Linked DNA regions of Homo sapiens: all the other regions are linked to region 2. A link is a loop called in an ENCODE intact Hi-C map of the cell type or tissue named here. Cell type or tissue: heart right ventricle. All regions are shown on one strand. Region 1 overlaps NEMP2-DT (NEMP2 divergent transcript). Region 2 has its middle 77 kb from the start of GLS. Region 3 overlaps NEMP2-DT (NEMP2 divergent transcript).

Evidence for each region. Hi-C counts contacts between places; a loop is a spot of excess contacts. Peaks named below come from ENCODE experiments on the same cell type or tissue, not always from the same donor. Only the 100,000 strongest peaks of a DNase experiment are listed, where the experiment ranks them.
Region 1: it touches region 2 in a loop (2.7-fold over the local background); 10 of 110 quality-filtered maps call a loop at or near these places.
Region 3: a loop joins it to region 2, with 3 times the contacts of the local background. A loop is called at or near these places in 11 of 110 quality-filtered maps.

What each region holds. Positions count from the first base shown.
Region 1 is chr2:190,540,319-190,548,318 of GRCh38, reverse strand. The region is part of intron 1 of NEMP2-DT (NEMP2 divergent transcript); the gene reads right to left. It also overlaps a transcript of NEMP2 not described here. Among named protein-coding and RNA genes, the nearest start is that of NEMP2-DT, 9.5 kb to the right of the region's middle. In heart right ventricle, no CTCF peak of the experiment used is centred here; no DNase peak of the experiment used is centred here; H3K4me3 peaks cover 783 bases; H3K27ac peaks cover 1,301 bases.
Region 2 is chr2:190,800,258-190,808,257 of GRCh38, reverse strand. No RefSeq gene overlaps it. Among named protein-coding and RNA genes, the nearest start is that of GLS, 77 kb to the left of the region's middle. In heart right ventricle, a CTCF peak has its summit at 3,843; no DNase peak of the experiment used is centred here.
Region 3 is chr2:190,637,881-190,645,880 of GRCh38, reverse strand. It overlaps NEMP2-DT (NEMP2 divergent transcript), which reads right to left. Exons shown (of 5, transcript NR_183903.1): 5 at 6,353-7,535. It also overlaps a transcript of NEMP2 not described here. Among named protein-coding and RNA genes, the nearest start is that of NAB1, 7.2 kb to the left of the region's middle. RefSeq lists an enhancer at 7,964-8,000. In heart right ventricle, no CTCF peak of the experiment used is centred here; a DNase peak (open chromatin) is centred at 7,444; H3K4me3 peaks cover 9 bases; H3K27ac peaks cover 5,371 bases.

The DNA of each region.
Region 1 (8,000 bases), 260 kb after region 2:
AATTATTGCTGAAATAAGTTAAGAGGCTTAAATTTTAAATGGATTGTTTTAAACATTAGTGTTAGGCAAATTATCTTTAAGTGAAAAGAAAAAAAAAAGGAGTGCCATCAGAATCCTAATGCCAAGATATATGAACATGTAGTTCCAGGGACACAACCACAATGTGGTTAGGAGAGACAAATTCTAACCTGCAGAATGCATGCCTGAAAAAGGAGTCTACATCCTCCCTCTTTCCTTCTATTTGCTCCACTGTCTTAATGGCTTATCCTGCCTGTCATTCCAAGTGGCAAGTGACCTAGTTAACCCAGCTTTCTCACACTGGACCATCTGGATTAGTCACTGCTCTTTCCACCCCACCTCTCCTTTTTTATCTCCTCTTTCTTTTTCTGCCATTCCTATTATCTTTTCCTTACTTTCCTCATGATAACCCATCCTCCTTTATCGAATTTTTCTTATTTTATTATAAGAATAAGAAGTATTTGTGGATGGGCACGGTGGCTCACACCTGTAATCCCAGCACTTTGGGAGGCCAAGGTGGGCGGATCACCTGAGGTCAGGAGTTTGAGACTAGCCTGGCCAACATGATGAAACCCCATCACTACTAAAAAATACAAAAAGAAAAAAAATTAGCTGGGTGTGGTGCAGTGCACCTGTAGTCCCAGCTACTCAGGAGGTTGAAGCACGAGAATCGCTTGAACCCAGGAGGTGGAGGTTGCAGTGAGCCAAGATGGCACCACTGCACTCCAGCCTGGGTGACAGAGCAAAACTCCATCTCAAAAACAAAAGAATAAAAAGTATTTGCAATTTTGCTATTTAGGAAATTGAATGATTTAAAATAAAGATGTTATCTCAATCTACTCAACAGGATTAATAGGGGAAAAATACATAATTGGTGCAGAAGCAACTCCCATTTTGAGTCAGTGTGTATATTTCAAAATAGAAAATACATTTGTCAAAGTTTAGAATAATGAATAAAACTCATTTATTAAGTCACCATAAAGTTTCAGATTACCATTTTCACACATTTATGAAGGCTCTGGGGAGCTGTCAAAAATATCACCATAGTGATTTTCTCCACTGCCTATTACTATTCCAGTTTTTGTCTTCTATGAAACCACTTCCCACTATAAAGTTTAAAAATACCAGACACTCGCTCCACCGCTTTTAGCAAGGGTATAGGCTACCAAAATACATGGGACCAGAAAGTCTGAGGAGTCTGACGAGAAGGTGAAGATGAGAGCTTTCAAGAAAGTCTTTTCTTCCCCATTCAAGAGATGAAAAGGGAGATAGTCCTCCCTATATTTGGTTGTGATTGTGTGAGAACCCAGTGTCAGCAGCAAGGACGGCCTTTTTCAATTATGAAGGCAAAAGCTTAAGGACAAAGTCCAACAAGTGGAGAGTGGTGGAAAGAAGCTGAAAACAGCCTGGGTCCTTGGGAGCATGCTTAAGCTACTGAATCAACTGGCTTTGAGACTTCCGTGCACACAACATAATAAATGTTTTGTTTAAGACACTTTTAGTTATACATTTTGTTACTTGTAGTTGGAAATATCCTAGCTAATATATACCTCAACAATACAGGTAGATTTCTTGACTCTATTGCTAAGGACAGGACCTATAAATCACAGTAAACAGATGTAATAAAATGGGGGTGGGGGTAGGGGAAGTAACTGAAATGTACCAAATAATAATAATTATTCATTTTCATCTAACGTTAGAGACTTTGCATAGTGTAAGCAAAAATATATCTAATTTCAGGTAGATGGACTTTATTGGCAAAATATGATTAACGACATTAGCAAAACTTAGAAGTATAGTCGTCCCTCAGTATCTGTGGGAGACTTATTCCAGGACCTCCCATGATACAAAAATCCAGAGACAGTCAAATCTCTGATATAAAATGTTGCAGTAAGTACTTGTATATAGCCTACATTCATCTTCCCATACACTTTAGATTAGCTCTAGTTTACTTATAATACCTAATACAATGTAAATCCCAAGCAAATTGTTGTTATACTGTATTGTTTAGGGACTAACAAGGGAAAACAGTCTGTATGTGTTCAGTATAGATGCAGCCATCTTTTCTTTTTTAAAAAAAAAAATTTTCTGTCTGTGGTTGAGTAAGGCCATGGATGCGGAACACACAGATATGGAGGGGCTGACTGTGTATTTGTTGAATTATTTATACATTCCACTTTCCACGGTTTCTTTTGAAACATGACTAATCTAGAAATTGTGATTTTGTTATAGAAACAGTGTAGAACAAATAGATTCTATTATGTCAATTTTCTTTGTAAAATAAAATACTAGGAGTATCTAGATTATAAATTTCTTTCCCACACTGGGTTGCGTTTTCTTTGACATTCCACTCCTATGACCAGCAATAATGTGCTAGAAAAATAGGGAGTGAAAGATCTGTATAAAAACTCTGTAACATACTTGAATGTAGCCAGATACGGAGTACAAAGAGACAGCAATAATGAAAACAGAGGCTCTGGAGAACTGACTTTAAAAAAGAAAAAGAAAGAGAGGGAGAGGGAAAGAGAGAGAGAGAACATAGAAGCAGAACAAAATCTGAGACACTGTTATATCTCTGTTCCCCAACCTCCACCCACCCCTTTTTAAAAATATTTGAGTTCTTTCCAAAAACACATGAAAGAAAATAGATTGAAGAATTTTCTGCATAGATTGTGATTGCTGGGGATATTCTGAAGTGCATGATCAAGAACTGAAAGCTAGAAGAGACAATCCCGATGTCTTAACTGAATTGAAAGGTTCCTGAATCATACATAAATCTCTTTCATTATCAAAAAACGACTAAGAAAGGCAGTTAAGTAACTTAAACTAAACGGATATCTGCTGTTTGTAGGTTTCCTTGAAAGAAAATAAACTTTGAAATATAACTCATCTTCTCTCACTGTAAATCATCTTAAAAGAAATTACCCCAGTGGGGGGAAAAAAGAGAACGCTAGATAGTAGAGAATGGCTGATTGAAAAAAATGTTTCCTAATGGTGTGTTAGTTGCAAAGAAAACTTTGGCAGAGGCTCCTTAGGAATCAAGTGAAGTGGAGTTGGTGAGATCGGATGGTGTCAAAGCAAGAGACAAACTAGAGTCCCAATGCTGGGAAATTTTATTTATAGTGTAATCCTAAACCTACTAACTGAAAAATAAATCTTTTTTTTTCTTACTTTTTTGTTTTATTTATTTACTTACTTTTGAGACAGGGTCTTGATTTGTTGCCCAGATTGGAATGCAGTGGCGTAATCATAGCTCACTGTGGCTTGAACTCCTGGCTCAAGTGATCCTCCTACATCAGCCTCCTGAGTAGCTGGGACTACAGGTGTGTGCCACTACACCCAGCTAATTTTTTTTTTTTTTTTTTTTTTTGCGGGGGTAGAGACAGTGTCTCACTATGGTGACTAGGCTAGTCTAGAATTCCTGAGCTCAAGTGATCCTCCTGCCATGGCCTCCCAAAGTGCTGGTATTACAGGCATGAACCACCACACCTGGCTACTTTTTAAAAAAATAATAAATAACTGGTGACCAGTTTCCTGTATCTTAGTTACCTTAAATGTACTCTTAGATGCACTGTATTTGTTCAACTTTGCTTTTTTCAGATTAACTGATTATACTATTTTTCCCATTAATACTATTTTCCAGCCATGATTCAGTAATCACCAATCACTTTTGAGTATTTTTTCTCACCACTAATACAGTATAGTCAAAAGAATATTTGCTTCAGAATCATAAATGTAAATCCCCAAGCTATATATCAGACCTACTGAATAAGAATCTTTAGAGATGGGACTCTCATTCACACCAAAATTTGAGAATCACAACTTAAAAAAATTCCACATCTCTCAACTTACAGGAATTTAACCAATTTTTTTTTACCAAGAGCTTTAGCAATTTATTATAGAGGACATATTACCTTTTTCTTAATAAATTATATTTATTCTAATCCTATACAATATCATTTATTTTTATTGAAATAACCTATTTATTAGTTTTGACATGACTTATTAAAATTACTGAACTAGTATATGGCAAGTCAATTTCAAAATATTTTCTAAATGAAATATGCTAAGAAAAACGTGATACAACAAATCAACTTCTATTTTTATTCTTTTATGGAGAAGTCTCAGATACTCTGTCTTTTAATGAGTAAAATTCTAAAACTGGGGATTTTTGAAAGAAAGAAATGATGACACATAGCCTCTGTAATCTTTATGGCATTGGCTGGTATTATTGCAGTAACAGACTAAATTTTTCTTTATCAAAGAACCTAAAGTAGTAGAACTTTGCCATTTTCTTTTAACTTAATTAAATGTTCTACCTAAAAGCTAAGTGAAAGCTCCTAAATAATTTCTCACATGAGCTGAATTTTACTTCTGATTCATAGTGACTGATTATAGCCCATGACAGTTACTGAAAATTAATTAGTTATAAAGAGCAAGAACCATAGAAATAAAAAAGCAGAGGCTGAAAATTGAATTGTCATCTTTTTCACATCACATGGAAATAGTCTAATGGAATTAAAGAATTTATGAGACTTCTGGTTCCAAAATGGTGGGTTATAAGCAAGCTGGCTTCACTTTTTTTCTACAGAAACCCAAAAACAAATATACAGCCCCTAACATTATCACCAGCAAAATTCCTGAACTCCAATAGGAGGATGAGACAGTTCCTGAAGCCACAGAGAAGTGAAAAAATTACAAGCAGGTGGTAAGAGAATTGAACTTACATATTTACAATGCACCTCTCCTCAATCTGCCTGTCACCAAGTGTGTGGTATTTCAGGCACTGCTGATGCTTCCCAAGGGTTGAGGCAGGAACAGGACTCCTGCCAGGGAACCCAAGATGGTGAGAAAGCTGATTGTCCACCTCAATCTCACTTTTCCAGTGTAAAAACTGTGAGCCAGGGAGAAATATCCTTGAGAACAGCCAGAGACAGGGGCAAAAAGAGAGGACAACCATCCCACCTAAAAACTCTGCTCAGTGACTTGGCCAAAAGAGATATCAAATGAGAGTGACTGTTCATCAGCACTGTGCTGTCGGAGGTTTGTTCCACAGGTACCCTGGGCACAAACTCCTAGCCAGCCTTTTCACAGTAGCAGGCTACCCACTTTGGGACCTCCCTCATTTGGGACAGGTGGCACTCTGGTTATTTATTAGTGCCAGGCAAACTGGGCTTAAGGCACCATCCAGGGCTGAAAAGAAGATAGCAGCCTAGTCACGGGTGGAGGGAAGACTATCAATAAATAAATTACAAAGAATCTGAGCAAACATGTACAGTAAAAACCCAAACAAGCCAGATAGAGAAGACTGGAATAAGTAACTAATTCTTCATTACAAAGACATAGATATAGATTCACAAGAAACTATAGTAAACAGGGAACCATGACCTCTCCAGACACACAAAGCAAAGAACCAGTGACTAAACCTACAAAAACAGTGCTATGTGAACTTTCTGACCAAGAATTCAAAACAGCAGATTTAGGGAAACTTAGTGATCTCTAAGATAACACAGAATAGCAATTCAGAAATTTATCAGAGAAATTTAACAGAGATTAAAATAATTTTAAAAATCAAATAGAAATCTTAGAACTGAGAAACACATTTGCTAAACTGAAAAATTCATTAGTGGTTCTCAACAGCAGAATAGATTCAGCAGAGGAAAGAATCAGTGAGCCTGAAGACAGGCTATTTAAAAAGACACAGCCAGAAGAAAAAAAAAAGTAAAAAAACAATGAAAAGGAAGATCACCTACAAGATATAGAAAGTTACCTCAAAAATCAAATCTCAGGGCTGGACACAGTGGCTCACACCTGTAATCCCAGCACTTTGGGAGGCCAAGGTGGGCAGATCACTTGAGGTCAGGAGTTCAAGACTAGCCGGGCCAACATGGCGAAATTTTGTCTCTACCAAAAATACAAAACTCAGCTGGGTGTGGTGGTGCACTCCTGTAGTCCCAGCTACTAGGGAGGCTGAGGCAAAAGAATTGCTTGAACCTGGGAGGCAGAGGTTGCAGTGAGCCAAGATTGCACCACTGCACTCAAGCCTGGGCAACAGAGCAAGACTCCACCTCAAAAACACAAAACAAATCTAAGAATTATGTGTGTTCAAGAGGGAGTTGGGCAAGAGCAAGAGGTAGAAAGCTTATTCAGAGAAATAATAACAGAAAAATTTCCAAAACAGAAAGAGATAAATATCCAGGTACAGGAAGGTCAGAGAACACCAAACAGATTTAACCTTAGTAAGACTACCCCAAGGCATGTAATAATCAAACTCAGACGACAAAGAGAGGATCCCAAAAGCAGCAAAAAGAAACAAATAACATATGAAGGAGCTCCAATTTTTCTGGCAACAGACTTCTCAACAAAAACCATACAGGCCAGGAGGAAATGGGACATTTTCAAAGTGCTGTTAGAAAAAGAAAAAAAAAAACTGCTATCCAAGAATACTGTATTCTGCAAAGCTATCTTTCAAATATAGAGAAGAGATAAAATCCTTCCCAGAAAAATGTTCACAGAATTCAGCACCAGCCCCATCTTACAGGAAATGCTAAAGGGAGTTCTTCAATCTGAGAGGTAAAAACACTAAGTTGCAAATAGAAAATATTTGAAAGTTTAAAACCCAGTGGTAAAATTAAGTATGTGGGCAAACCCAGAATACTCTAATACTGTAACTGTGGTGTGCAATCTACTAACAGCTTTAATATGAAGCCCAAAAGACATATCTATGAAAAACAATAATAGTTACATCAACCTGTTAAAATTAAACAACTTGCTTCCAAATGACCAATTAAGAAATGAACAAATGAAGAAATTAATGAAACAAGAAATTAAGAAAGAAATGTAAGAATTTCTTGAAACAAATGAAAGTACAAATACAACATACCAAAATCTATAGGATACAGCAATAACAGTAGTAAGAGGAAAGTTTATAGCAATAAACATCTATATCAAAAAGTAGAAAGACTTCAAATAACCTAACAATGCCCCTGAAGGAACTAGAAAGGAACTAGAAGGAACTAGAAAAACAAGAACAAACCAAACCCCAAATTAGTAGAAGAACAGAAGTAGTAAATATCAGAGCAGAACTAAATAAAATGGAGACCAAATATATATATATATACACATATATATAAAATGAAATTGTTTTTTTGAAAAGATAAAATCGACAAACTTTTAGCCAGACTAATTCAGAAGAGAAGACCCAAATAAATAAAATCAGAAATGAAAAGGAGACATAACAACTGAGACCACAGAAATACAAGGAATCATTAGAGACTAATGTGAATGAGTATTCACCAACAAATCAGAAAACCTAGAAGAAATGGAAAAATTCCTGGATACATAAAACATGCCAAGATTGAAGAAATTAAAAACCTCACCAAACCAATGATGAATAATGAGAGTGAAGCCATAATAAAAAATCTCCCATCAAAGAAAGGCCCAGGATCTAATGGATTCACTGCTGAATTCTACCAAACATTGAAAGAAAAACTAATACCAATTCTACTCAAACTCTTTTTAAAAATTGAGGAGGGAATACATCTAAACTCATTCTAAGAGGCCACCATTACCTTGACACCAAAACCAGATAAGGACCCACACACAAAAATGAAAACTACAGGCCAATATCCCTAATAAACCTCAAACCCAAAAATGCTCAACAAAATACTATCAAACTGAATTCAACAACATTTAAAGATCATGCATGCTGGGTATGCATGCTGGCTCATGCCTGTAATCCCAGCAAGTTGGGAGGCCAAGGCAGGAGGATTGCTTGAGCACAGGAGTAACTCAAGGAGCCTGTGTAACATAGTGAGACCCTATCTCTACCAAACATAAAGTAAAATATATTATCTGGGCTTGGTGGCATGCGTCTGTAGTCCCAGCTACTCAGGAGGCTGAGGCGGGAGGATCATTTGAGCCTGGGGGGTTGAGGCTGCAGTGACCCATGATCGTGCCACTGTACTCCAGTATGGGTGATA
Region 2 (8,000 bases):
TCCGCAGCCCAGTCATTGGAACTTGGATGTAAGTGGCTTCTACAACCAAGTGAGGCAGAGAAATGGGCAGCAGTGATGACTCTATAAAGACTTTTGTCCTTTCATTCATTCAAGGTGGTGTACAACCCAAAGATGAACACATGACCCTTGTCCTCAAGCAGCTCAATCTGTGAAAACTATCATATGAGTTAATGTGGTAACAGAAGCATGCGCACAAAGTACTCTGGAACAACAGGCAGGGACCATTTAGACCTGCTGCAGTGTGTGTGTCTGTGTCTGTTTATCTATGTATTATATGCAGGCAGATTGTGAAAAAAGACAAGTTTCACAGAGGAGATGATACATGATCTTTTCTAATTCACTGAAGCATACAGCTATCAAAGGCCTGAGGACTCTTGAAAGATGAGCAAAATTTCATCATGCAGAGAAGGGAAGTGTAAAGACAGGAAACAGCATGTGAAAGGCATTCTATTCTATTTAAATCTAGGAATACTGTCTTTAGGATGTTCTTGGCTGATTAAATCAGATGCATCATCATATTATACTATCATGATTTACCAATACTGGTTATTGCCTAGATTTTATCCATGGACTCTCCATTGGCATCATTAGTGATGAGAGCTGGAAGCTTGAGCACACCCTGCCATAAAGTTGTTTGTAACAGAAGACATAGTTTGTACTTTGTTTTCTCTGTTTCAGTTTTGGTTTCCACCTCTAATTTGATATATACCAGTTATTAATCTGGTTGATTTGCTACAAATGAAAAGTTTAAAAAATTAATGACAATCTATACAAAACTCACATAAAACCATTTGAGTCTCCCACTAGATGGCACAGGAAGAATATGGCATATCACCTAATTCTCAGGCTAGGCTAGATAGAAAATGTCTATTCCTATGATCACATGACTCTGACTACTTTCTCTTAAAAGTAAATATAAATAACATCTCTGTAATTTTATTTTTTCTTTAACAATAATTTATCTTAAAGTAGACAGAAAAATGCATGTGGTTTAAAATTCATAGTAAATAGGAGAATATTATAAAAGTTTCTTAAGGCCAGGTGCAGTGGCTCATGCCTGTAATCTCAGCACTTTGGGGGTCCGAGGCAGGCGGACCATGAGGTCAGGAGATTGAGACCATCCTGGGCAACATGGTGAAACCTTGTCTCTACTAAAACTACAAAAATTAGCTGGGCGTGGTATGCTCCTGTAGTCCCAGCTACTTGGGAGGCTGAGGGAGGAGAATCGCTTGAACCCGGGAGGTGGAGGTTGCAGTGAGCCGAGGTCGTGCCACTGCACTCCAGCCTGGCAACAGAGTGAGACTCTGTCTCAAAAAAAAAAGTTTCTCAAACCATTTTTAACAGATTAAAACAATTCTTTTTTTATCAAACTATTTTTTTCATTAATTCTTAGTAGTCAATAGTTCTGTTATTGTGACCCTGGAAGACAAGGCACTGTCATCTGTCTCCTACAGATTTTAGAGCAATTAAAAGTGAAGCAATCCATATTCATTGATTAAGAGGGAACTATCATGTAACCTGGGTAAGTCAGTCCATATCACTTTAAGAACGCTAAACAGTATTGCTCAAGGTTAAAAAAAAAAAAAAAGGAGAGAGAGAGAGATCTAACACCATTCTTTAACGCCTGGCCACTAAACTAATGACCATCAATGACAGAACCTGCTTAATCCCCATATAATTATCCAATATATTGAATCCTAATTTTTTTTGCTCTTCACCCCAACCTTGCCCAAGTGCCAGTGTAGCTCTACTTTAAGAATATCAATAGAATGTGATTTTTCACAAGCTGCCATAAGTAAATGGTGGTAAGCCAGAGTTATAATCTGAAAATGCAGCTAGTTTTTTGGGGGGCACATTAGGACTCAAACTTCCTAAAACTCCTACTCCTGAGTTACCTGGAGAAAAGCTACAGCAGATGGGCATCCAGTGCTTGGAAGGGCTGCTTGGTCCTCAATACAGGGCCCAGTAAATATATCTTTCAATTAAACTCCAACCTTTGATGTAACTGGTATCGTGGTGCCACAAGGATTCTGTTCAATATATATTTACTGAATACCTTCTTTGTGCAACACTCTGTGCTGGACCCTGGGCTAGCTTAAACAACCTGATTTGATTCATGGTGGGCAGCAGATAAGAAGGCAGAATTAGTTCACCCTCATAATGGTCTTTTACTGCAGCAATGGCCAATAAACCACCGAGTTTGCAACACCAGAACCCTAAGGGCACACTTAGCTTGAATCAGAGTGTCTCCTGGCAATCATAACTGATATTCAATCAGAGTTCCCACTGAGTATAGATGTACTACTTGACTCCATTCCAATAAGTGCAGCAAGCTGGAGCAGAAAAACTAATCTTTGCTGGGTCTCTCAACGCATGATTTTTCCTACATTGTGCAACCCTTATATGCCTTTCGTCATTCATTCCTATCAGAATCTCCTAGAGTGCTTATTTTAATGCAGATTCCCAGGCCCAATGTAGATCACTGTATCACATCTCTGTGATACAGGAGGCCATAGTGAAAACACAAATGAACCTGTTGCCAGCCATCCATGAGACCACCACGGATGCCCCACACATCGCCAGGGTGATTTGAGGGCCTCAAGATGTGAGTTCCTTAGCATGGTTGGGGGCCAGAGACGCCACAGTTTGAGCTTTGGCATTAATGTGCTCTTCCTTTCTGTTGCTTATCTTAGGTAGGAACCAGTTGACAAGTGTCCTCTCCCAGCACAAGGAACTGACTCTGGGCACTGAGTATAGATTTTACTTAAAAAAATGTACAATTTTACTTACAGAAAGTTACTCAGCTGGGATGTTTCACTTCATCATTAAGGTTTTCTTGTTTTCTTCCTTCCTTCCCTTCCTTCCTTCCTTCCGTCCTTCCTTCCTTCCTTCTTTCCTCCCCTCTCCCTCCCTCCCTCTCTCTTCTTTCTTTTTCTTTCTTTCTTTCTCTTTCCTTCTTCTTTTTCTTTCTTCTTTCCTTTCTTTCTTCCTTCCTCCCTCCCTCCCTGCTTGCTTGCTTTCTTTCTCTCTCTCTCTTTCTTTCTTTCTTTTTTTTGTAAGAAACAGGGGTCTCTCTCCCCAGGCTGGAGTGAAGTGGCACACAATCATAGCTCACTGTGGCCTCAAACTCCTGGACTCAAGAGATCTTCATGCAGTCTTCCCAGTAACTGGGATTACAGGCACGTGCTACTGCACCCAGCTTTCACCGTATAAGTTAATTGTTAACTTCACATAAGTTTTAATACCTGCAAAAATTATGTGACTCTTCCAGATTCCAATCTTTTCTAATTTGCTAAAGCATACAGCCATCAGAAGTCAACATGCAGAGAAGCACTAACACGGAGTCTCTGCATGTCTTGATAAATGTTGCTTTGATGCAGAATTCAGTTTGGGCAACTTGTGTAGAAGGATGGTCAGAAAGTAATTTTCTGTTTGTTGGGGTGTGTGTCTGTGTGTGTGTGTGTATGTATGTATGTATGTATGTATATGTATATGTGTATGTAAAGAACACAGGTTCTGCAATTAGTCCAGTGTTGTTGTTCTGGGAATTTAAATGTTTTCATTCTCAAAGCAGTTCTGCTGAGTAGAAATTTTCACGTTACCCCATTATACAGACTGAAAACCTGAAGCTTGAGTAGTTTGCCCAAGGTCACATAGCAAGGAAGATCACAAGGCAAAGGAAGATCTTGAACCCTCTAAAGTTCACGATGTTTCCATTATGTCATGCTTGTAAAAAACATGAAAAGAAATGTTTATAATAAAAGATATTAAGTGATAAAACTTCCTTAACAATTTTCTCCTTTGCAATATCAGAAACCTCCAGCAGGCTGTACCCCTGAATCAGTTTTCTAATTGAAGCCATTAAACAATGATTTTCTCAGTGCTTCGGTTGTCGTTGGGTTTTTTGGTATATTATTTTAAATTAAATCTACAACAATAATTTACAAACTTTCACAGGTACAACTGAAAGTCAAAAGAAAATATTGTTTTTGATGCATTGTTTTTAGGTACTTAACTGATTTCTTACGTTAAAATACTGCCCTATTACAATTGGTTGTGAAAATTACTGATGCTTCCACAGCTAGGAATAGAGTTTTATTTCATTCTACTATTGTCAAAATCTACGCTTCTTCATTGCAGGCTACCACATAGACTTAACCTGATTTGCAGAAGTGTGATTAGTTTATCAATATGTCTTCAAGTGTAGCCAAGGCACAATTATTTTAGAATTACCTAAGACAGTTGTTGTGAAAGCATGATCCTCAACCAGCATCATCAACATCAGCAGAGTTCTTGTTAGGTAAATTCTCAGGCCCTACTCCAGACCTACTGTAACAGAAACTCTGGGAGTGGGATCCAGCAATCTGTGTTTTAACAAGTCCTCAGGGTAATTCTGATGCACACCAGTGGATAAGACCCACTGACCCAGGATATTTATTAGAAGTATAAATTTCTGATCCTCACCCATATCATATCAGAATCTCTGGGGCCTAGGAAACTATTTTTTACAAATATCAAGATGATTCTTAGGCACATAGAAGTTTGAGAACCACACTGGTCCATGTGGTATGATTTGAGGAGACAAGGAAGGATCCTTCTCTGAACATTTCTCTCCATTTCTTGATCAAAAGTCAGTTAATTTTGTAGAATTAAGCAAGAACGTCCTTATTAATTTTTAAGTTCATTAATTCACAAATATTTTAGGATGATTTATTTTATTAAACAGGTATTTCACTCTCAGGGGAGAACAGAAGAGTGGACAATTAAAAGGGAGGGACATTACAAACACAGACTACAAAGGCCTAATTTACATATTTTACCTTACAGTCACCCAAGATCTGATTTGCATATATTTCACCTCTTTCATTAGGGAGTGTATCATAATTTTACTATAACATGTTGAGTCTAACATCCTTTGGCCAAACCTTTCCCCTTCCAAAGAAGACCTTGTAAAATCTACTTGGCAGTAATCAAGCAATATGCATAGAGTGTAGGTAATAATGTATTGTAGCATTTATTTGTTGTGTGTGGGGTTTTTTTTAGTGTAAATAGAATCTGTATATTCAAGACATGAGTCTCATAGGATAAATAATCTCATTACTTTGCAATATCACTTAAACTTTTTTCAAACAGTATACATCCAGCTTATTGACCAGACTAGACACCAGATAATTTCCTATTGCTTTAAAATAAATACAGATACAACATGGATGAGCCTTGAAAACATGACACTAAGTGAGAGAAACCAGACACGGAAGGACACATGTTGTAAATTCCATTTATGATAAATATAAAAAATAGGCAAATCCAGAGAGGTAGAAAGCAAAGCAGTGGTTAGCAGGGGCTAGGAGGGATACTGTGAAGTGACTACTGCTTAATGAGTGAGTATGAGGTTTTCTTTGGGGGTGATGAAAATGTTGAGGAACTAAATCATGGTGATGGTTGCACAACATTGTGAATGTACTAAATGCCTCTGAATTGTGCACTTTAAAATGGTTAAATTGGTACATTTTATATTGTATTTTGTGTATTGTGTATTTTACCACAATTTTTACAAAACATACATACACAAAATAGAAAATAAAATAGAATAAAATTAAATCTCCTTTCAAATAATGAAGATTGATAGTAGTCAGGATATAGAAAATAATGTGCCTCAGGAATTCTAAAAGATACGCCCCAAAATATTCCAAGAAGTGACACTAAAGTGGGGGATATGTCAGGTTACAATTTTTGAAAGCCAACACTCACTTTAGATATATGCTTTATGTTGCCAGAAAAACAAAGCAACAGCAACAACCCCCCGCCACACACAAAGACACACACACACACACACACACACACACACGCACATGCCAAAAAACAAAACCAAATAAAGCCAAAGATCACTTAAAATCAGACAACCAACCACAGAGCTGCATACATAATTGTGATTGACATATTCACAGTCAGGCCAGTCAGAGTCCCAAGAGATCAACTGGGAGGCGGGGCTTCTGCAGCAGCAGTGCCTGGTTAGGGTCTCACACATCACCACAGAAAGACATGGATTGGGGTCTGTGACTTACCCATATAGCTTGACACCCCCAAAAGCCACCAAGCCCCCAGAGTAGATATGGGTCTCTCCTATGAAGTAATCTAAGATTGGGGATTCATTTTTATACTTGCATTAATTTAATGACTCTCAGTGTCTATATCACTATACATAAAGGCTATTGTTCTCATTTTACTCCTTCAGAGAAGGAGATATGTACAGCTATGATCTCAATTCTTGCCCGTTTCTATTTTCCTTCCCACTATCTAGAAATCAAACTGCCCTCCTAAAAATTCATCATATCCCAACGGGTTAGGTAAAAAACTTTGTGTCCGAAAGCTTCCATAGAAATCCTGGAGATGGTTATGAGCTGCTTTAAAATGAGATAAAATGGTATCTGCTTTGCCTTCTGAAGGGCTGCTCTTTGTGTGGGTGCTTTTGTGAAATTCTGTGTCACCCACGCTACCCATTACAATGCTCACAACATTCACATATTTGATCCGGAGGAAATGTAGCTGGCACTGTTTTTATTCCTGTTACCTCCTGTCTTGAAGCAAAATGCCAGTGCTTCATGCAGCGTGGAGTGGTAAACATCAGCTGGGGAGAAGCCTTTATTTAGGGAATTTATCACAAAATGGCTTTCTGAAGATTAATACTGAGAAAGTGGAAGCACGGTTTAGTAAGTATAGCATTGGTGCAAGCAGATATTTCCAATAGGCAGTTTCCAGTGCATACATGAACATCATCTCTACTGTGGTCTCCTATCTTTGTGTATAACACACAGGTTATTCCGCTTTGTATGCCCACCAATGTATGCATTCATAAAACAGATCTTTATACTATTAAGGAGACACAATATAGGCCGAGGATTTAATATAGTACTCATAAAATTTGAATTTTTTGAAACCTGCCAAATGGATAAGATGTTTGCTCTATATTAGTGACTATCATTTTGATGTGAAACGTACTTTAATGAATACCTGACAAAGAAACCTTTTAAAGAAATGATTATCTTTGACATGAATATATTCAGCTCGTGTTTATGCAGTGAAATCTTAACTAGCTAGTAAAAATGGCACAATATTACGACGAGTATAGAAAATACTACATAAAGAAAATATAAAGGCTGCCTGAAGAGTTAATGACTAATTCTGTTATCTGAATTGGTGCTTCAGTGACGATTGCTCTGAGAAAAGCTTATGTTTAAGGTATTGTGGGTGCAATCTGTACATCTGAATTACACCCAGGGCCTTATTAATGCTATGTGTGAAATTATGGAAATTACCAAAGCAAAAAAGCTTTATGTTTGCATTCTGCTTTCAGATATAAGGCAAGGTAATTATATTTAATAACCCAGTGACTACATTTTATATCTTAAAATTATAAAGTAAGAAAAAAATGGAAAGTGCTTGCATGTGAATGTAATCATACCTTAAAATGATGACCTCAATCTTAAGCAATGCACTTTTATCTTTAGATAACATGTTAAAGCAAAGGCAAATAACTATTCTATCATACAGTGGTCTAATTGTGTTCAGAGAAGAAGAATGACAAATATACAGCAAATGGTTATGAGACGTAGTTTATAATGACAACTTATTTATTATTAACCTGATGAAAAGAAGGCTTAATTGTGAATTTGTGAGCCTTCACAACTAAACAAAAGATCAGTAAGCAAGCAATTCATGTATTGTTCTCCATTTCCACTGAAGACAGCAGCTTAAATTAGTTAAACAAAAGAACATTCTTAACAATATGGCTAAGAATAATAAAAGTAGGAAACACTTCTTGGAGATTTTGGCCATAGAGGGCATGAATCTATAGGTAAAGATTTCTCAGGTGGCTGAAGAATAATTATATACTTCTTGCTGATCATGTGATTCTATGAAAACCTATTGTCTAAATTAATGCAGTAGTGTTTTGTTCCCAGTGAGGGATAATGTCTTTT
Region 3 (8,000 bases), 160 kb after region 2:
TGTCTCTGTTTATAGTTTTGATTGTCTTTTCATGCACTCTAAAAGATGAATATAAAAACTACTAAGGAATGAGACTATATTATTTTTGTAATACTTCGTCGAATGCAAATAGTAAAATAAAAATAATTTTCTTATACATGGAAAATCACATTTCATGTTACATTTCATTAAGAGCCTAAAGGACATGAGTGTAATTTCCAAGAGGCAGAATTTTTTATTCACTGCTGTATATTCAGTGGCTAGAACATTGGCTGACGCATACTAGTCACTTAATAAATATTTGCTGAATAAATGAAATGGAAAATATGAACTAGCAGAATTTTGTATTTTGTAGATGTTATTAGTATGAATTGTATTTCCTAATAGAAGTGTCTAAAATATGTGATGCCTACTTCTGATTAAATATATAACATTTTCAATAAAATATTAAGAGTTAGAATATGTTTTGAAGCAGTGTGTAAATTGTGAAGTAATTTTAGAATGTTCCTAAAGTAATTCATATTAGATTTTTAGGCACAAAATTTATTTTTAAATAAATTACAAAGGGTTAATAAATACACCAGATTCTGAATTTTTAACACCATTTGGAAAGTGGTATGAGAAATATATCAAATTCTGTTTTTTTATTTATTATTCATGTGTTTATTCTTAACTCTATCTCTTGCAAATATCATCCCAGGCTTATTCCTTATATATAAAAGTAAGGGCAAGACAGAGCTACTTCTGATGTCTTAAATAAATATCACTTGTATGGTTTTAAATTTTGAAAACACTTTTTAAAAAATTTGAAAGCCTTCTTGACTTAGTTTTTGTTTTTACCTGTTAGGAGTAGATTTGGGAGAAGCTTATTTTACAGGCGTGTTCATAATTTTAATCCGTGTTGTAGAGTGTGTCACAGTATACAGCCAAATCACCAGGTTTATTTCCCCTCTCAGAAAACCAGATTTCCTCTCTCAAGTTGTGTGTGTGTGTTTTTTTTAACTTTTATTTTAGGTTCTGGGGCACATGTGGTTTGTTACATAGGTAAACTTGTGTCACTGGGGTTCATTGTACAGATTAATTCATAACCCAGGTATTAAGCCCACTACCCAATAGTTGTCTTTTCTGCCTCTCTCCGTCCTCCCACCCCTCACCCTCAAGTAGACCGCGCTGTCTGTTGTTTCCTTCTTCGTGTCCATGAGTTCTTATCATTTAGCTCCCACTTGTAAGTGAGAGCATGAGGTATTTGATTTTCTGTTCCTGTGTTAGTTTGCTAAGGATAACAACAGCCTCCAGCTCCATCCACGTTCCCACGAAAGACATGAACCTGTTCTTTTTTATGGCTGCTCTCAGGTTTAAAAATTAGAGAAAGAGAATAATTTTTTTTGTGCTTCTGAATGGAAGTTGTAATTCATGGAAAATAGAATATAATGTATGCCACTGACAATATACAGTCAGTATATATGACACACCTTTGAACACAAGACCAGTCAATGGTAAATGAACACTGCTCCTTCACATTGTCTTCTGATGGCTCTGTCAAAGTACAGAAGCATGCTGAGATGATTCGAGATGGAAGATGCACGTTGGCATTAAATAGCAGTAAACCACATACTGAACAAGCTATTCCCTTTTCAATTCTTTCAGTCCTTCGAAGGAGGAAATTTAAATTGGTGCCAGTATGTCTGTAATCCTTCTAATACTTGCTGAATTCTGTTTTTTGTTTTTTTTTTACAATGAGGAAACAGGCTTCAGCTCAGAGCCTTGGCAGGCCTCAGTATATAGCTAGAATTTAATAGCACTGTTTTCCTTGTATTTGTTTTTATGGTTATCTTCCATTGAGGCAAATGAGATTCATTATGCATTTAGAATAACGATCTCAAAATACCTTTTAAATACATTTCCTTGAGCAAAGACCCTTAATTTTAAAATGAGGACTATTAAGTAAACTCTCTTTTTTGTTGTTTTTGTTTTTGAGACAGGGTCTCACTCTGTCACCCAGGCTGGAGTACAGTGGCACAATCATGGCTTTCACTGCAGCCTCAACCTCCCAGGCTCCAGTCATCTTCCCACCTCAGTCTACTAAGCAGCTGAAACTATAGGCGTGCCACCATGCCCGGCTAATTTTTCTATTTTTTATAGAAACAGGATTTCACCATGTTGGCCAGACTGGTCTCGAACTCCTGGGCTGAAGCTCACCTCCCAAGGATAAATGCTATTTTAGTGGTGCAAGAAAATAATAACTAACATGTATCGAGTACCTAATAAGTGCTGGTAGCACTTTATCAGTATTAATTCATCTGATCCTCGCAACAGCGCTATAAAGTATGCACTATTATTCACTTCATTCTCTGGTAGAACTGAGGAAACTGAAATATGGGGTACTAAAATTACCTGTTTAGGTAACATGGGAGAGCCAGGCTTTGAGGCCAAGATCTCTGTCCCACAGCCCATGTCTGGACCATTAAACAGATAGCTCTAAGCAGCCAAGTCAGTGCTGGAGGTTTCAGAAACACTGACACAAGTGTTTCTCCCATCTTTAAAACTCCAGTTTAACTTCCTTGAAGATCACTGTGAGCTCCACTTCCCTCAGTAGCTTCTGCTTTCCCTAACTCCCATTCCACTTCTCTTTGGTACCACATGGAAGGCTTATAGTTATTTATGCATCTTTAGTTACTTAATTATGTTCATCCTAAGTATACAGTAAGCCCCCTTGGAAGGAGCAACTATGTGTTATACTTCTCTTGAATTCAGTGAATATATGTTTAAAAGGGGTTTTAAGAAATTGTTATTAAAACTGCTCAATGATTAGTGCATTATTTTAGCATTTGCAAAAATAAGGGATTCTTTTGACCCAAAAAAAAAAAAAAAAAAAAAACCTTAACCATTTCCACTTTGTGAAACTAAAAAAAAGTTTTCAGTGAAAAAAAAAAAATGTAAGAAGTTGGTAGTGATTTTGACATTTGAATGAAAATTTCACTAAAAGAGCATTAATTTATTATTTTCGGAAAGATTTCTTACTTTAAAATGCTTCAGTAATTCCAAACAAAAGAATAGATTTAAAATGTTCTTAGAGGAGAGGAAGAATAACATTATGGCTTATGACCTACAAGATCTAAGGTATAATATAATTCTCGTCTATTATTGCCTCAGAACAATTCTATACTTAACAAATTTTCCACTCTGTGTGGTGGTAGCCCTACAATTAACTGAGTCATGTAGAATATTCATATTACCAGAAATATAATTAAAATTTCCCTTATTTTGCGATATGAAATTCAAAGCTTTGGAAGTGTATTGTAGACTAAATAAACTTTTAAATGCATGGAAATTTGAGTATTTTTAAATATATAGAGATTATAAACAAGTTTCTTAAAGACAAGTTAATAGGAATATATAATAACTCATAATTTCAAGAGCCACGACTTTAAAAGTAGCTGCTCTTCTGAAAAATAAGCAAACCTTTATCCATTGTATTTTATTACAAGATACTATAGAATTTTAAGGTATAAAGGATTATAAAGTTTACCTAGTTCATCCTCTTTTGTATATTCAAAATATATTCAAATACCTTGCAGAAATTCATCATACAACTAGTTTAGTTTCCAATTGCTTATTTCTTTATAAGTTGGTTATTTTGAACTTATAATGCAATCTCTGTTGTAAGAATAAAACAACAACAACAACAAAAAAAAAACCCGAGATGGTTAGGTTCCCAGGATGAGCTACCAGTGCTTATAAAATACAAGTGAAAATACAAGTGTTACAGACTTTGGGGGGATTAGGTGGGATCCTAGAAATCATCTAATCCAATTGACTTCTACAGATAAGCAAATTTATACTACACATTGCTTATAGAAAGAGCAGAAAAGTATATTAGGCAGTAAGTACAACCAAACATTTAATTGACTGAATAGTAATTGTGGTTAAAATTTGTGTTTAAGACAGAAGAAATGTAAATGGAAACTTTTGAAAAGACTTTCTTAAGAGAATTTCGGGAAATTTTTTAAGGATTAGAGCCTTGTTTTTCTTTCTCTTCTATCCCCTATCTTTGGCAACAGTGGTTAAAACTCCGCAACTCTATCTTCTCTTCCCACTCCTTCCCTTTTCTCCCAGCATCCACTGTGCAGGACTTGTATAGTTAACTGATCTGTAACACTGTTTTAGGTGTCAGCCACACTGGCTACGGTCCACTCATTCCTGGCCATTAATAATTGTCTGTTAACAACACAAGCCAGGGTGGAGAGTAGGTTAAAGTGCTCTGCTCCCCATCTCTGGAATGTATTCAAACCGTCTTCCACTGCACACTGCATTCTTGGCCACCCTGTTCCTCACAGTCCCAGCTTTGGCTTTACCCTTCTCCACCCTGTTTGCTGAGATGAATGTCAAGTCTGTGCCCACTCTCCCAGCTCAGTCTCTGGGCTTCTCTCTTCCTCTAGGTCTACACTGCAGCCAAAGGACCCAGCAGCTGGAGTACCCTCCATCATGAGGGTGGATGGAGGATTTTGTTTGTTTCCTTGACAAAGGTGTGTGACTTGTCAGCCAAGATGTTGGCTTTTTCATGAAAGGAGCAAGGAAATAGGAAGAGAGCATGTTAAGGAAGAGAGCCCTTCTTGAAGCAAATGGGCAAGAATTGGAAGGAAGTGGGGAAAGAGGATGGAGATTACAGAAGATGTGTCTGTACTTATGACAAGTAACTAAAGTAGATATAACTATTTTGGGAGAAGTGAAAAGCCAAAGAAAAAGTACCAAGTACAGGGCTCCCCTAAAAAAAATGGAAAGAAAAGGCAGAGGGGGCAAAGAAGAGATCATCCTCACATAAACTCCTCTAAACCAGCCTCTTGACGTGGGACAGATGGGAGTGTTGGGATGGAGTAGTTGGGACAGATCTGCAGGGAAAAGGGGCAGAGAAACAGCAGCCAGTCTTCTCTCTTCGCTTGGATTGCAAGAGGTAAGTGTCAGGAAAAGGAAAGAAAAGCAGAATGGGTTCAAAAACTACCCCAGCACACCAAATACTTTACTATGCTGATTCAGGTAGAATCCTGAGTTGCCATATCACCCATCTAGCTAAAAAAAAAAAAAAAAAAAAAAAAAAAAAAAAAAAAAAAAAAAAATTGAATGTGTTAATATTGATGAGTTGGCGAATTGTCACAACAAATTACCACAACAAATTACTCAACACTGCCTTCTAGGAGCGGATACTTTGAAAGGACAATGCATATATCCTACAATGAGAGACTTTTAAACTACTGAAATACAGATAAACATAGTTCCGTTTGCATATAACTGCAAAGTTACATCTTTACAGTTTGAATTATATTGTCGTGTACCTGGACTTATACATCATGACTCAGCTTACCCAGGACTGGCAATAATATGTGGTAGTCAAAAACTTTAAAGTTTTCTATCTATTATTGTATTTTCATTCCTTACTATAAGTTTCTCATAGTGGCAGAATAAGGGTTTTTTCCAACTATAAATTATATTCCTTAAATAAACTGTTCCAAATAATCACAGTGTTGCAGAGGTTAGGGGCTCATCATTGCTGGTAAAAAAAATAAACAACCTTTAGAACAGTAGTTTGGCAAGTCGAACCAAGAGTTGCAACATGTCCATATGATTTCAGCCAACAAATTCACTTCTAAGATATTATGCTAAGTTTATACATTTTTATTACAACATTATTTGTGAAATGGAAAAAAATAAAAAATAATGTATTAGTTAAATAAGATATCTATATGATGGAATATATTCAATTAATATTTAATAATATTGAGAAATGCTCATAATGTTATGGGTAAAAATAGAACAGAGCAAAACAACCTGTAATCTCTCTACCTAAATAAACATGGAAGGAAATTTACTAAATGTTAGCAGTAATTATCTCTGGGTGATGGTATTATAGATAGTTTTTATTTTCTTCTTTATGCTTTTTTTCAATTTTCAAAAATTTTGGCCAGGCACAGTGGCTCACGACTGTAATCCTAGCACTTTGGGAGGCCGAGGTGGGCAGATCATGAGGTCAGGAGATCGAGACCATTCTGGCTAACATGGTGAAGCCACGTCTCTACTAAAAATACAAAAAATTAGCTGGGCATGGTGGCATGCACCTGTAGTCCCAGCTCCTCAGGAGGCTGAAGCAGGAGAATCACTTGAACCCGGGAGGCTGAGGTTGCAGTAAGCTGAGATCGTGCCACTGCACTCCAGCCTAGGTGACAGAGTGAGACTCCGTCAAAAAACAAAAACAAAAAACAAAAAAAAAAAACTCAACAATAAACATGCATTACTTTGAAAATCAGGAAAAAAATAAATGTTACTTAACAAAGATCCTGCTTCAAAAGCAGTTTACAAATAAAAATGAAAACCAAATTGTATGTATTTATGCACTTGTTTGCAGAGGGCAACAAAAACCAGGAGGTCAACAAAAACTGCGAGCTAAAAAGTATGTGTCAAGCACTTAATGTCATCTGTCCCAAAATTGTTTTTATCCACTTGTTTGCAGAGGGCAACAAAAACCAGGAGGTCAACAAAATCTGGGAGCTAAAAAGTATGTGTCAAGCACTTTAATGTCATCTGGCCTGTATAACTACATGTCTTGAGGGTCTACCATCTGACACATGGTAGACCCTCAAGGCATAGATACCCCACCACACCAAATTCTTTGACCATGCTGATTCAGATGCCATCCTGAGTTGCCTTATCACCCAACTAGCTACAAAAAAAATTGAATGTGTTAATATTGATTTTATATATATTTATAGATATAGAGCTGGCTTGAACTGCTTTAATCTGATGTCACAAATAGTCTCTTTTCCTTATTAATCATTCAAGCATGTATCTCTTTATATCTTCTTAAGGATCCTCCTGTTCCAGGGACCTATGCAGTCCCAGAGCTTTTGCAGTTCAAAATGTGACGTTCACTGGGCTTTCACACCCAGTGACAGAACTGGCATCTGGGCCACATCTGATGCCCTGTTTGTTTGTTCCGGTCCTTGTTTAGCTGCAGAAAACTGGCCCACCAGGTGCCAAACTGGTCCAGTGCTGCTTGAGACCCATCTGCTGCTCTGGTTCCTTAGGGGAGGAGAGCAGAGCCCACTTTCTCTGAGACTGCAGTTCTTTCTTCATTTTGCAGATGCAAGCATCTCCCAAGTGTGGGCTCCAGACCTGCCTTGATCATCTCCACTCAAAGCTGCCCTCACCCCTTCCCCAGGTATCAAACCACCAGTGATGGCTGTCTTTCAGACCCATACAGTAGAAGGGGCCAAAATTTATTAACTACTTTTTGATTTTAAATTTTGCTTTACAATATCTTTTCCGGCATCAGTAGATTTCAAGTGATGCTCATTTCTGTCCTTCCACCCTCTCAGTTTGCCCAGCAGTCAAGGTTCGTTTTCGTCAGGACTATTGACATTGCTGTGAAGTTTCCTGTGGCAGGCTGCCCAGATGCTTCTGTCCAGATCCTCTGAGCACCAAGCAGTTACACAAGGCCCCTCTGTGTGGCTTATTGTCGCCTTCCACTCCCACTCACATACTGTGGATGGATAGGAGTTTTGATGCTAGGGTCAAAAATAGGCAGGTTACTTACTTAAAAGGTGGCATTTTGCAAGCAGAATGGATACTCAGAGAAGAAGATGGACAATGTGAGGACAATCAGAGGCAGGAAAAGATGTAAGGAATTTGGAACAGTCCAGGCTCCCCATGTAGCACAGTGGTCTGACAACTGGGAGTCCTCTCTGAGAAAGAAGGGAAGGCTCAGTGCTGCCGGGAGCACTCTGATTACTCCTTGCTCTGTAGGCTCTGGCAGCCCTTCAGACAACATCACTAGCTCCCCTGCTCCCGCTCCTGCAGTGTTTCATCCCTCTTTCTTCACTTACTTTCACCTCCCTCTCGGGCACCCAGTGTGTTACTGATGTCTGCATTTGTTTCCTGACAAGGAAGAACGTGATCTGATCCAAATATACCCAGAGGTATTAAGGTTGCAGTGTGCTACTTTTCCTAAGATGTTTATACCTGGAGACTAT